Linked DNA regions of Homo sapiens: region 2 is linked to region 1. Evidence: read pairs that join two places in POLR2A ChIA-PET (ENCODE). Cell type or tissue: CD4-positive, alpha-beta T cell. All regions are shown on one strand. Links, peaks and the distances in the headings refer to the core of each region. The heading gives the core; the rest is flanking DNA.

Evidence for each region. ChIA-PET counts read pairs that join two places held together with the same protein. Peaks named below come from ENCODE experiments on the same cell type or tissue, not always from the same donor. Only the 100,000 strongest peaks of a DNase experiment are listed, where the experiment ranks them.
Region 2: POLR2A ChIA-PET joins it to region 1 with 5 read pairs; 2 of 35 experiments call an interaction of 5 or more read pairs at or near these places.

Annotation. Positions count from the first base shown.
Region 1 is chr4:88,790,572-88,796,262 of GRCh38, forward strand. FAM13A (family with sequence similarity 13 member A) reads right to left here. Exons shown (of 24, transcript NM_014883.4): 9 at 15-56. Among named protein-coding and RNA genes, the nearest start is that of FAM13A-AS1, 84 kb to the left of the region's middle. In CD4-positive, alpha-beta T cell, for the core only: no CTCF peak of the experiment used is centred there; a DNase peak (open chromatin) is centred at 2,100.
Region 2 is chr4:88,970,198-88,975,888 of GRCh38, forward strand. The region is part of intron 4 of FAM13A (family with sequence similarity 13 member A); the gene reads right to left. Among named protein-coding and RNA genes, the nearest start is that of FAM13A, 84 kb to the right of the region's middle. In CD4-positive, alpha-beta T cell, for the core only: no CTCF peak of the experiment used is centred there; no DNase peak of the experiment used is centred there.

The DNA.
Region 1 (5,691 bases), core at 582-4,581:
CCCAAATAACTTACTCTCCGGTTGCAGACACATTGCTGACTTGGGGTACATGAGCACTGCAGAAAAGAAGCAAAGAGAAAGTCAGGTTAGATGAAAGATCAGAGATGATGAACCAAACATGTGAAGTGGATCGCAGGCTGAAAGAAATTAGCTCAGTCCCAAGTGATCCCCAAAACAATGTTTAACCATCCAATGAAAGATGCTCATTTTCACTTGTTTCTAGAAATGGAGATGGCCCTGCTTGCTTATAACAGTGGCTTTTTCTCCTTTTAAAAGTTGTCCAAGGCAGACAATTCTATAACTAAATTTGGAAAACCATCTCTTAGCTGTCAACCTATTGCCACAGCAGCCCTAGTTCAAGGTCTTTTCATTTTCCTAAAATGTTAATTGTGGCCATGTGCCTTCCTGCCACCTACTTCACCTATTTCTATCTTTTCCCAGCCCAAATCCATTCCCTTCCTTCTCCTCTTAGGCCAGGAAACAGAACATCTTTCTAAAACTCTGCTCTCAACAGGCAGAGGGCAGTGGGGACGACAGGGATAGAGAACAAGGAACCGATATTGTTTTCTATATGACTATTTCTAAACCATCTTTTCGAAGCCACATTTTCTTCCTAAGTTTCTCAGGATGGAAAGCATCTCAAGCTCTGTAATGTGTCAGCTTAACATCTAATTTACAATGTTTTTGTTGAGCACTTACAAATTTTCATGATTTTCCCATTTTTTTAAAGCCTGAATTCTTTTAAAAGTATTGAGAAGTGGTCAACACAAAGTAGAATGATAAAATTACAAAACACTATCAGGTTAGCATGCTTCAGAACTTTCCCCCTCATGCCTGCACTTATGTTCACATAACCACAATGAGTGTTGAGGCTGGCAGCTATTTTAATTGTATTAACACATTACATTCTCACAATCTGCCCTCTAGTGTTTAGTTGGCTTGTGAATCAAGATTTAAAAGTGCCTATCCTTTAAAAGAAGAGGTTAAATATTGAGCAGATTTGAGACAATCTTTAGTCGTGTCAAACTATAGTTCTACCTAATAGTCCTAATAGTTCTTTTCTTTCTTTGTAGAGACATTCAAAGAAAATCAAAGTTGTTAAGGACCAATATTGATAGTTGTCTTTCAATTACTCCAAACATTCTAATTTATACGATATAATTTTCAACATATGAATATGTTGCTTGGGAATCATCTGTCAGGTTTTTCTCCCATGTAAGTGTATATCTCATCTCTTTCAATGTAGAATCTCAAGGCCTCAAGGGACTGTACAATATTTCTCATTTTCTTTCATCACACTCCCTCCCACTACCACCACCATCATGTCTTCCATAGTACTCATTATCCCAGAGGTGATCAAAAAATGTTTACTCTTTCGCCCAAGATAATTTTCTTTAGCTAAAGCTGTAGCTCTTTGTTATGGCCACAGACAAACCCAGAAAAACCACGTAAAATCATGTGATTAGGTAAAAGGGAAGCTGATTCAAATTCGTATTAAATAATTAAGAAGATAAGTAAATAAATACAAACACCCTAAGACTTACTGAGTACTTACTATGTTCCAGACACTGTGCTAAGTACTTTTACATAGTTTTTTTTTCACTTATTATTTACAATAACCCTATGAAGAGGTACTACTCTTTTCCCTGTTTTCAGATGAAGAGGTTAGAAAGGTTAAATAACTTACCCACAGCCATAGAACCAAGAAATAAATGAGCTAGGATTTGAACCAAGAAAGGTTTTAGCTCAGAGTCTAAGCTCTTAATCACTCCACTAGCTTGTCTTTCAATCCATTACTCACTACAGTCATCTTTGGATATGGAGGCCTGGCCTTAGGTATTTTACTTTGCTTTTAATTACAACAATTTCTCCTCTGCCTCACAATGCCTGTTATTCATAGTGGTTCCCAGGCTACATAACCAACAATAAAACCCTTTCTGCTTTCTGTCTTTAACTGGAACAAGCAGTCCTTGCTTTTGCTACTTTGTGGCTTACCCTCTGTAAATTCAACAATATATAATTAACTCCTATACTCCACTTCTCAGTACAGTTACACAACCTTGGTTTTGAGAGCAGGGACCCATATGAGTAATGACTCGGGGAAAACCCAGAAGAGAGTAAAGAATGTGGATCTGCTAGATGCTAAAAAACATTCCAAAGACATGTCATTAGCCTGTTAGTCCTCTATGCCATCTCAGAATGAAGACATGTATTTCCTCTCCTCCTTTCCACATCCTTTTGAACTGTCTTCTTTTTGACTATTAAAGCAGATCCTGATGTTTTGATGTTCATTTTCCATGAAGGGAGGGTGAAGAAAGAAAGGCAAGAAAGAAAAAGACAAGGAAACAACAAACAAGATGAGGTTCTGAGATTTCTAACTCTTTAAATAAGTGCTTCTTCATTCTTAATGTGCATAGGAATCACCTTGGCACTTGTTAATACAGACTGTGATTCAGCAGGTCTAGGTCTTGGGAAGGGGAAGCTGAGACTGCATTTCTAATACATTCCTCAGTGATTCTAATACTGTTGGTTTGTGGAAGACACTGAGTGGCAGAGGCTCTTATCTTCGCAACTAAAATTCTTCAAAACTTCAATTACTTAAATATCCCAATAATGATTTTTAAATACTGTAATCTAAGTAATGAAGGTAGGATACGGAAAACTCATGTTAACCTCAGTGAATAAAAGTCAACACATCGAAATTTCTCCAACAGCTTAGAGAAAAATGACCTGAACCATCTAAATCAGTTGTAGAGCACATTTCTCAGAGTACAAAAGTAAACGAATAAATCAATAATAAAACCAAGTAATTAAATCATATTCATATTTTTGCTAGCATATTTATTTTAGGACAGTTTTAGAATAAAGTGTGATGTTTTTAATAGTCCTTTGGAATTTCTGGTATATTTAACTAGTCTATAATTTCAAGTTCTTTTAATAGAATTCCTATATAAAGCATTAGGAGAAGATATTTTCCACTGGTAATCAGAAAAGAAAGTTCTGGTCTTGGCTCTGCAGTTGATTAGACAAAATCACTGGCAGGTTGTTGGTTAGCTTGGCTGCATTGGGTTGGTTTCTTCACATAGAAAATGAAAGGTCTGGCTAGTGATCTCTGTAGTTTCTTTTACCTCTAAAAGAAACCTCAAAAAATTGTTCTATCTCAGGTTCAGGCTTACTGCCTAAAGTTTACATGATTACAAAAGGTTATGACTGCATATTTAGTTTTATGACATAGTATCAGATACATTTATGGTTTATTAGATTCCAAAATAACTTTGGTATTTAGTCAGGCATCCACCGCCATAGTTCCTGTGGGATGTACTTAACAATTCACCCTTAACAAAATTTTAAAGAATATTTAACAAAAGCAATAGAGATTTCTTCCATAACTAAGACACTGACAAAAAGGCAATAAGCATTTAAACAATAAGCAAATAAGCCAAAGTGAAAGATAAAGAAATTTCCTTCTTCATCTGTATGTAGCTTGCTTTTTACCCTCTTCGGAGAGCTAAGAATAATGAATTTTTTTTCAGCGTCTTTGACTGATTTGCTAAGAAAATTTCTTACTTATGCATTATAAACAGTTGGATATGGAAGCGTTCATTTCCTAATGTTGACAAAGCAAGTATTTAAAATGGAAAGAAAGATGCTCACTCATATGCAGATCCCAGTTCTATGGCCAAATTCAAACCTAAGCCTACTGTTAGTGATGATGCAACTGAATATTCTATTGGCATGGTCATTTAAAATAGATTCTAAGCCTACTTTGAAATATATTCTATGACATATTGAAATATCTTTAGTCTTTATTTTTACTAGCAAAACCCAAACTATATTTCCTTAAGCCAATTATGCTCAGCAATATTAGTCTGTAAAATTTGCATGTGATAAGATGCACAGATGCCTGTTGACAAGTGATTCTTTAATTAAATCTCTTGATTTGAAATAAAAAAGCATACATTTAAAAAGAGGTTTCAAATCTACAAAATGGAGACATCTTGAAAAGCATGTGTTCTCTTTTCTGTGCGTTGTCTTATTTCAGTATGTTCTCCTCTATGGCATATAAAATCCTGCCTGTAAAATATTACCGTTTTATTAGGAAACATGAGGTCTAACAAAATTATCAGTTTCTCTAGGATATAATATTTAAATTTACTCTTTTTTTAATTGAGCAAGGATTAAAAAGACAATTATGAGATGTTCGCTTAAATAAACCTAAGGATAAAGCTCATGTAACAATCATCAAAATAGCCTAAAATTCTTAATTTGTCAATTTAACAAAATATAGTATTTTTAGTATCATCTTAAAATACGATAAGTTGATATGCAGCATCAACATTATACATATATAACAATGCACATATTTGTTATGGTATAATGGCTTTCTAAATTAAATTTTGTTCATAATTTTAGTGCATTCTTCATAGTGTCATACATTAAAACAATTCAATCCTCAATATTTATTCCTTTTGTTTTAACCTCTAGCTATGATTATCATATGCAGAACTTTAGTGGAACATTTGTTGGTATTTAAACTCTGATAAAAGTTGCATCATCCTTTTGCATCATTACAGACATTTTGGGTAGCCTCAAATCTTGGTTTAAAATTGCATACTGTGCATAATATACTAGAATATAAATTGAAAACATACTACATGGATATAACTCAAAAAGAGGAAAATATTTATCCTCATACCTTCTCTAATTCATGTTTCCTATTCTTTTAAATAGCCTGATTTGAAGAAAAAATTACTCTTCACAGCTATATCTTAATGCTATATTAAATTTATTCTAACAAATCAAATATAACCCATCGAAATGTCAGAATACTCATCTTTTATACAGCTTCTTTTGACAATTATTGATGTTTTCAATTTTATATATTTAGTATGTTTTAGCATAAAAAGAAATGGAAAGTTTAGTTTTTACACTAAGGTCTATATTAACAAAATTATAAAATGTAATGGATAATTCACTTATATACTGTATCCCTTTTCCATTTTACAGAAAATTGAAGAGCAGAGAATTTAAGTATCTAAGTTTACACAGCTCCATTCTATCTATGTAGTCTGGCTTCAGGGTATGTCCTCGATACTCTGAACAATCTTTATTCTCAAATAATGCTGCTATTTACATAAATTGTTGGCTATACCTCTAGTTATTTCATTAGAATTAGGTTACTAAAAGTGCTTTTTTTGATTCAAATAGATGTTCTCCAAATTTATATAATGCAGAAAATTTTTATTTCATCTAGGTTTTCATGTTTATTAGTTTCAAATTGCATGATGTATTCTCTAATCTTTTAAAAAATTATTATAACCCTTACAGTAAACTTCAGTTATGATTATTAGTATCATCTCTCATTTTTCTCAAGCTTATCAAGAATTTTCTATCTTGTAATTTTCATTTTTAGTCTCAAAGAACCAGCTCCCGAATTCAAGTATCAGTTCTGCTCGTTTTCTGTTTTCTTTTATTATTAATGAATTATTTTAGGTTTCAAAGAGGTTGCTTTTTCTTCCTTTCTATAACTTCTTATTCTGAATGTGTGGCTGATTTATCTTCAATCTTGTGTTAGGTTACCTCTTAAAATAAGTTTAGACTTTATTCTATAAATTTTCATATATACTTTTTCTTTATTTTCTTAACAGTATGCACTTGAGATTCTTATTTACTCTTTGAGTTATCCCCTTC
Region 2 (5,691 bases), core at 724-4,723, 180 kb after region 1:
CCTGGATGAAAAGACATAAAACTTAAATGAGTAACTTCCAAAATCTACCTCAGCCCCCAGATATTCCTCTAATATAATATAATTACGGTTGCCCATCTTTAGATTCTTATGGATGGCTCCTGGAAAATAGTAGAGGAGATGAGGCTATACAAGCACCAAATCATTAAAGGCTTTGAATGCCATGGAAAAGAAAATATCACTAAATAAAGGTCTTGGAAACAAGAGAGAGATGATCTGAGAGAGAGAGATATATATATATATGATACATAATAATCAGATATATATCAGATATATAGATACACTATATATATTTGATAGATGATATATTTGATATATCTATATAATACATATCTGATATATCTATATTTTAGCCTTAATAAATTTCAAAAATTGAGTATTATATAGACTGATCTTCAATTAGAAAGAAATTAAAATTTAACAAAAAGTAAACAACTATATATTTGGAATAAAACACACTGCTAAATAACGTAGAGGTTAAAGAAGAAGTCATAATTGAAATTTTAAAAAATTTCAGAACTCAGTGATAATGAAACAAGAGATAGCAAACTCTGTGGGACAGATGGCTTAATACGTTAGAAAATGAACCAAAAAATAAACCCAAAGAGAGGGATAATAAAAATGAGATGAAATTAATGACTTGGAAATAATAACACAGTAGGAAAAAATGATCAAAGCCATAAATTAGTTCTTTGAAAAAGCACAGAAGTTGGCCGGGTGCAGTGGCTCACGCCTGTAATCCCAGCACTTCGGGAGGCCGAGGCGGGTGGATCATGAAGTCAGGAGATCAAGACCATCCTGGCTAACATGGTGAAACCCCATCTCTACTAAAAATACAAAAAATTAGCCGGGCGTGGTGGCGGGCGCCTGTAGGCAGGAGAAGCTGAGGCAGGAGAATGGCATGAGGCAGGAGAATGGCATGAACCCGGGAGGCGGAGCTTGCAGAGAGCCGAGATCGCGCCACTGCACTCCAGCCTGGGCGACAGAGTGAGACTCTGCCTCAAAAAGAGAAAAAGAAAAGGCACAAAAGTCATCAAAGGGAAAATTTAGTTAATAGAAGGCTACCTTGTATTAGGGCTTAGTAACTGTCTTTTGGATAACAACAAATGAACAAACTGTCTTCTCTCAAGTGATGCTTTTCGTTTTCATTCAAGCATGTATTTGGCAGTCTTCATAGACTTTTAGGTATATTTTTATTATTTACTTTTTAGAATTATTAAAATAATGAACTGTTCTGAAAGACTGGGACTTTTTAAAAATGGCTCTGGGACCCTTTCTTTGCTAAATACATGAATTTTAAATATTTTTCAAGTTGGGGTCTCACTCTGTCACCCAGGCTAGCATGCAGTGGCATGATCATGGCTCATTGCAGCCTTGAACTCCTTGGCTCAAGAGAACCTCCTGCCTTAGCCTCCCAAGTAGCTGGGACTATAAGAACACACCACCACACCCAGCTTTGTTTTATTCTTTACTTTTAAGAGACAGAGTCTCACTGTGTTGCCCAATCTGGTCTCAAGCAATCCTGGCCTCAAGCAATCCTCCCACCAGCCTTCTGAGTTGCTGAGATTACAGGCATGAGCCACCGCTCCTGGAACACTTCTACTATTTTTAATATCAAATTACTGCAAGGAAAAGGAAACTAGTTGAAACCCTAACATAATGAGAATATAAAGAAAACTTTAATTTACACATATCAAATTTAGAAGACCAGACTGCTGCCACAGTTCAAAACTTTTCTACATCTCCTTCAATAACAATAATCCTATTTCTTTGCTGCTTGTATCATTTGTGTCATTCATGTCATTTATACGTGAGCATACATAAACACATATATATACATAATTAAATATATTGTTACTATTATTATTTTGAATAAACTGTTATCCATTAGATAAGAAAAATATTTTTTTTTACCCTAACTCATTCCTTCTGATGCTCTTCCTTTCTTTATGTAGATCCAAGTTTCTGACTTACACCATTTTCCTTCTCCCTAAGAATTTTTAACATTTCTTGCAAAGCAGGTCTACTGTCAACAAATTCCCTCAATTTTTGTTTGTCTGAAAAAGTTTCTGCTTCTCCTTCACTTTTTTTTTTTTTTTTTTTTGAGACAGAGTCTTGCTCTGTTGCTCAGGCTGGATTGCAGTGGTGCGATCTCGCCTCACTGCAACCTCTACCTCCCAGGTTCAAGCAACTCTCCTGCCTCAGCCTCCTGAGTAGCTGGGACTACAGGTGCGTGCCACCACGCCTGGCTAATTTTGGTATTTTAGTAGAGACAGGGTATCACCATGTTGGCCAGGCTGGTCTCAAACTCCTGACCTCAAGTGACCCACCTACTTTGGCCTCCCAAAGTGCTAGGATTACAGGTGTGAGCCACTGCACCCAGCCCCTCCTTCACTTTTTTTTGGGGGGGAGAACAGAGTCTCACTCTGTTGCCTAGGCTGGAGTGCAGTGGTGTGATCTTGGCTCACTGCAGCCTCTGCCTCCCAGTTCAAGAGATTCTTGTGCCTTAGCCTCCCAAGTAGCTGGGACTACAGGTGTGCACCATCACACCTGGCTAATTTTTGTATTTTTTGGTAGAAATGGGGTTTCACCACATCAGCCAGCATGGTCTCGAACTCCTGACTTCAGGTGATCCACCTGCCTTGACCTCCCAAAGTACTGGGATTACAGGCGTGAGCCACCGTGCCTGGCCTCCTTCACTTTTGGGTATAATTTTATAGGGTACAACGTTCTACTTTAAGGATTGTCTCTCAACACTTTAAATATTTTATCCACACTCTTCTTGCATGCATTGTTTCAGAGAAGTCAGATGTAGAGCTTACCTCTTTGCTCCTCTATAGGTAAAGTGTTTTATTCTTCTGGCTTCTTTCAGAACTTTTGATCTTCTGCAGTTTGAAATGACAAGCCTAGGCATAATTTTTTTTTTTTTTTTTGTCATTTATCTTGCTTGGTATTCTCTGAGCTTATTGGATCTCTGGTTTAGTGAATGGAAATTCTCAGTCATTATTGTTTCAAATATTTCTTCTGTTCCTTTCTCTATTTCTTCTACTTCTGGGATTCTAATTATGTGTATGTTATATCTTTTACAATTATACCACAGTAATTGGATATTCTATTCCATGTTTTTCAGTATTTTTTCTCTTCACTTTTCAGTTTTGGAGGTTTCTATTGAAATGCCCTCAAGCTCAGAAATTCTTTCCTCAGCCATGACCAGCCTACTAATGAGCCCTTTAAATGCATTCTTCATTTCTGTTTCAGTAATTTTGATTTCTAGCATTGCTTTTGGTTCTTTCTTAGAATTTCCATCTCTCTGCTTACAATCCCTTCTGTTCTTGCATTCTGTCTACTTTATCCATTAGGGCCCTTATCCTATTGTTTTAAATCATAGTATGATAATTCCAACATCCCTGCCTTATCCAAGTCTGATTTTGATGCTTGCTCTGCCACTTTAACCTATGTTTTTGTTTCTTTTAGTCTGCTTTGTGATTTTTTTCATGATGGCTGGACATGATGTACTGGGTAAAGGGAACTGCTGTAAATTGGCCTTTAATAATGTGATGTCAAGGTACTAGGAGAGGGGAAGAGTTCTACAGCCCCATGATTAGGTCTGTCTTTTAGTGAGCCTGTGCCCCTCAACTGTAAACTTCACAAGTGATTCTCAGTTTTTCCTACCCATACATGGGACAGGATGACTGGATGGGGCTGGAATTGGGTATTTTCCTTCCCCCAGGTCAGTTAGGCCCTGAGAAATCCCTGGCAGGTTAGGCTCTGGTTAAATAGCTTTCCTCGAAGGCAACCCTTTAAGAGCAAAATGCTCTAGTATATTTCAAATTGGTTCCTTTTCTCCTCCCCATGTCAGAAGCATGAAGGGATTTTTCTCCAGTATTCACTGTGAGAATCGGGTAGAGTTTCAGGAGGCAAAACTCCCAAAATTATGGAGTTCTCCAGATGACTCAGTGGCCCTAGAGTTAACTGACAGACTTATCCACCGGGAGCTTCCAGCAATTTGTCAATTACAGTTCAGGTTGTTCTACCCTTCCTTGCTGGTTTCCACTGGGGCAAATAGTGATTCTCTGTATCTGCCTGTCTGTCTGACCAATTTTGGGGCACTTGTTTTTCCTGTGACCTCAACACTCTTCCAAATCTAAGAAGTGTTGTTGATTTTTCAGTTTGTTCAGCTTTTTACTTGTTGTTAGGAACGAGTGGTGATTCCAAGCTCCTTAAATGCTAGACCAGGAACCAAAAGTCACCTGATTTATTTTTTAATTTTTAATTTTTTTGAGACAGACTCTCGCTCTGTCGCCCAGGCTGGAGTGTAATGGCGTGATCTTGGCTCACTGCAACCTCCGCCTCCTGGGTTCATGCAATTCTCTGCCTCAGCCTCCCGAGTAGCTGGGATTACAGGCACCCGCCACCATGACCGGCTAATTTTATATTTTAAACATAATGCAGTGTGGATTTGGATTTGGGTTGGTGAGACCAAAGAGGGGAAACTAGTTAAGAAGTTATCAAAGAGGGGAAACTAGTTAAGAAGTTATCAAAACCAGAAGAAAGAGATGAAGAGAGCTTGGGGTCTGCGGAATGCACTAAAATGGGGAGAGTTCAGAGTTAGGTAAGTTTGAATGAAATACAAGCTAGTTCTCGGGCATAGACATTCATAGTCAGCACAGTTAGCATCTCTATTATTAACACCACTGCAGCACTTATCACAACTGTAATTCAGTAATTACATAAGGAGCCTTCTTCCCCAAAGGCATGAACCATGTTGTTTGGCTGACATCTGGGATACTGCCTGCTGGCATACAGTATGTACTCAAAAAATATTTGGTAATTTAATACATTTACCAAATAAGTAAATTAATGATAAAACTTGTAGAAAAATAAAATCATATAAAAATCTAAACGCTCAAAAGAAATTCACATATCACCTAGTAGAAAATAGAGGGTTAGAAAAATTGTGTGACTTTCTTAAAGTCACAAAGCTGATTCGTAACAGAGGGCAGAGCAGAATCCTGTTTCCCCAAGATTGAATCTCCATAGTAACCTTGTCGGAGAAAATAAAAGATAGCTGTGCAAGTAGAAGGTAGACACAGGGTTGAGATAATAATTCTGGAGATTATTACATAAGTGCACACACATACTCCCACATATAATGTTGGGAATAAAAATTTGCCACTGAATTCTGTGAATACCTAATAAACATGCCTCAATATATTTATTTTTGTGTGTATATACCTAAATTTTCTACTTGTCATCACTGAATGATGCTGCAAGGAGTTTAAAGGGTCAATAGCCATTTTCAAGATTACTCTTGAGTAAGACATATAGTACTAATTTTCATTTTGAAGTCTTATAGACAGCAACCAAACTGCATTACTAAAATAATTTTGCATTCACTTGAATTTTCTTTTAGAAGCATGGAAAATGAGAAACAAAGAATTGCCAAAATCCGAATTTGCTTTTTCTCTGCAAAGAGTATTCATTTTAAATGCTTTCTTCCATTTTTAAAAGTTGTACTTAACAACGGACTCTGTGCACACATGGGCCACATCAAGGCAAATGATACAATGAAGGTCATTAATTCCACAAATAACCCGTGATGAGTGAGATAAAGTATGGTACAGTAAATAACATCTGTAGTATTATCTTGAGAAAATGTGTGCTCTAAAGGAC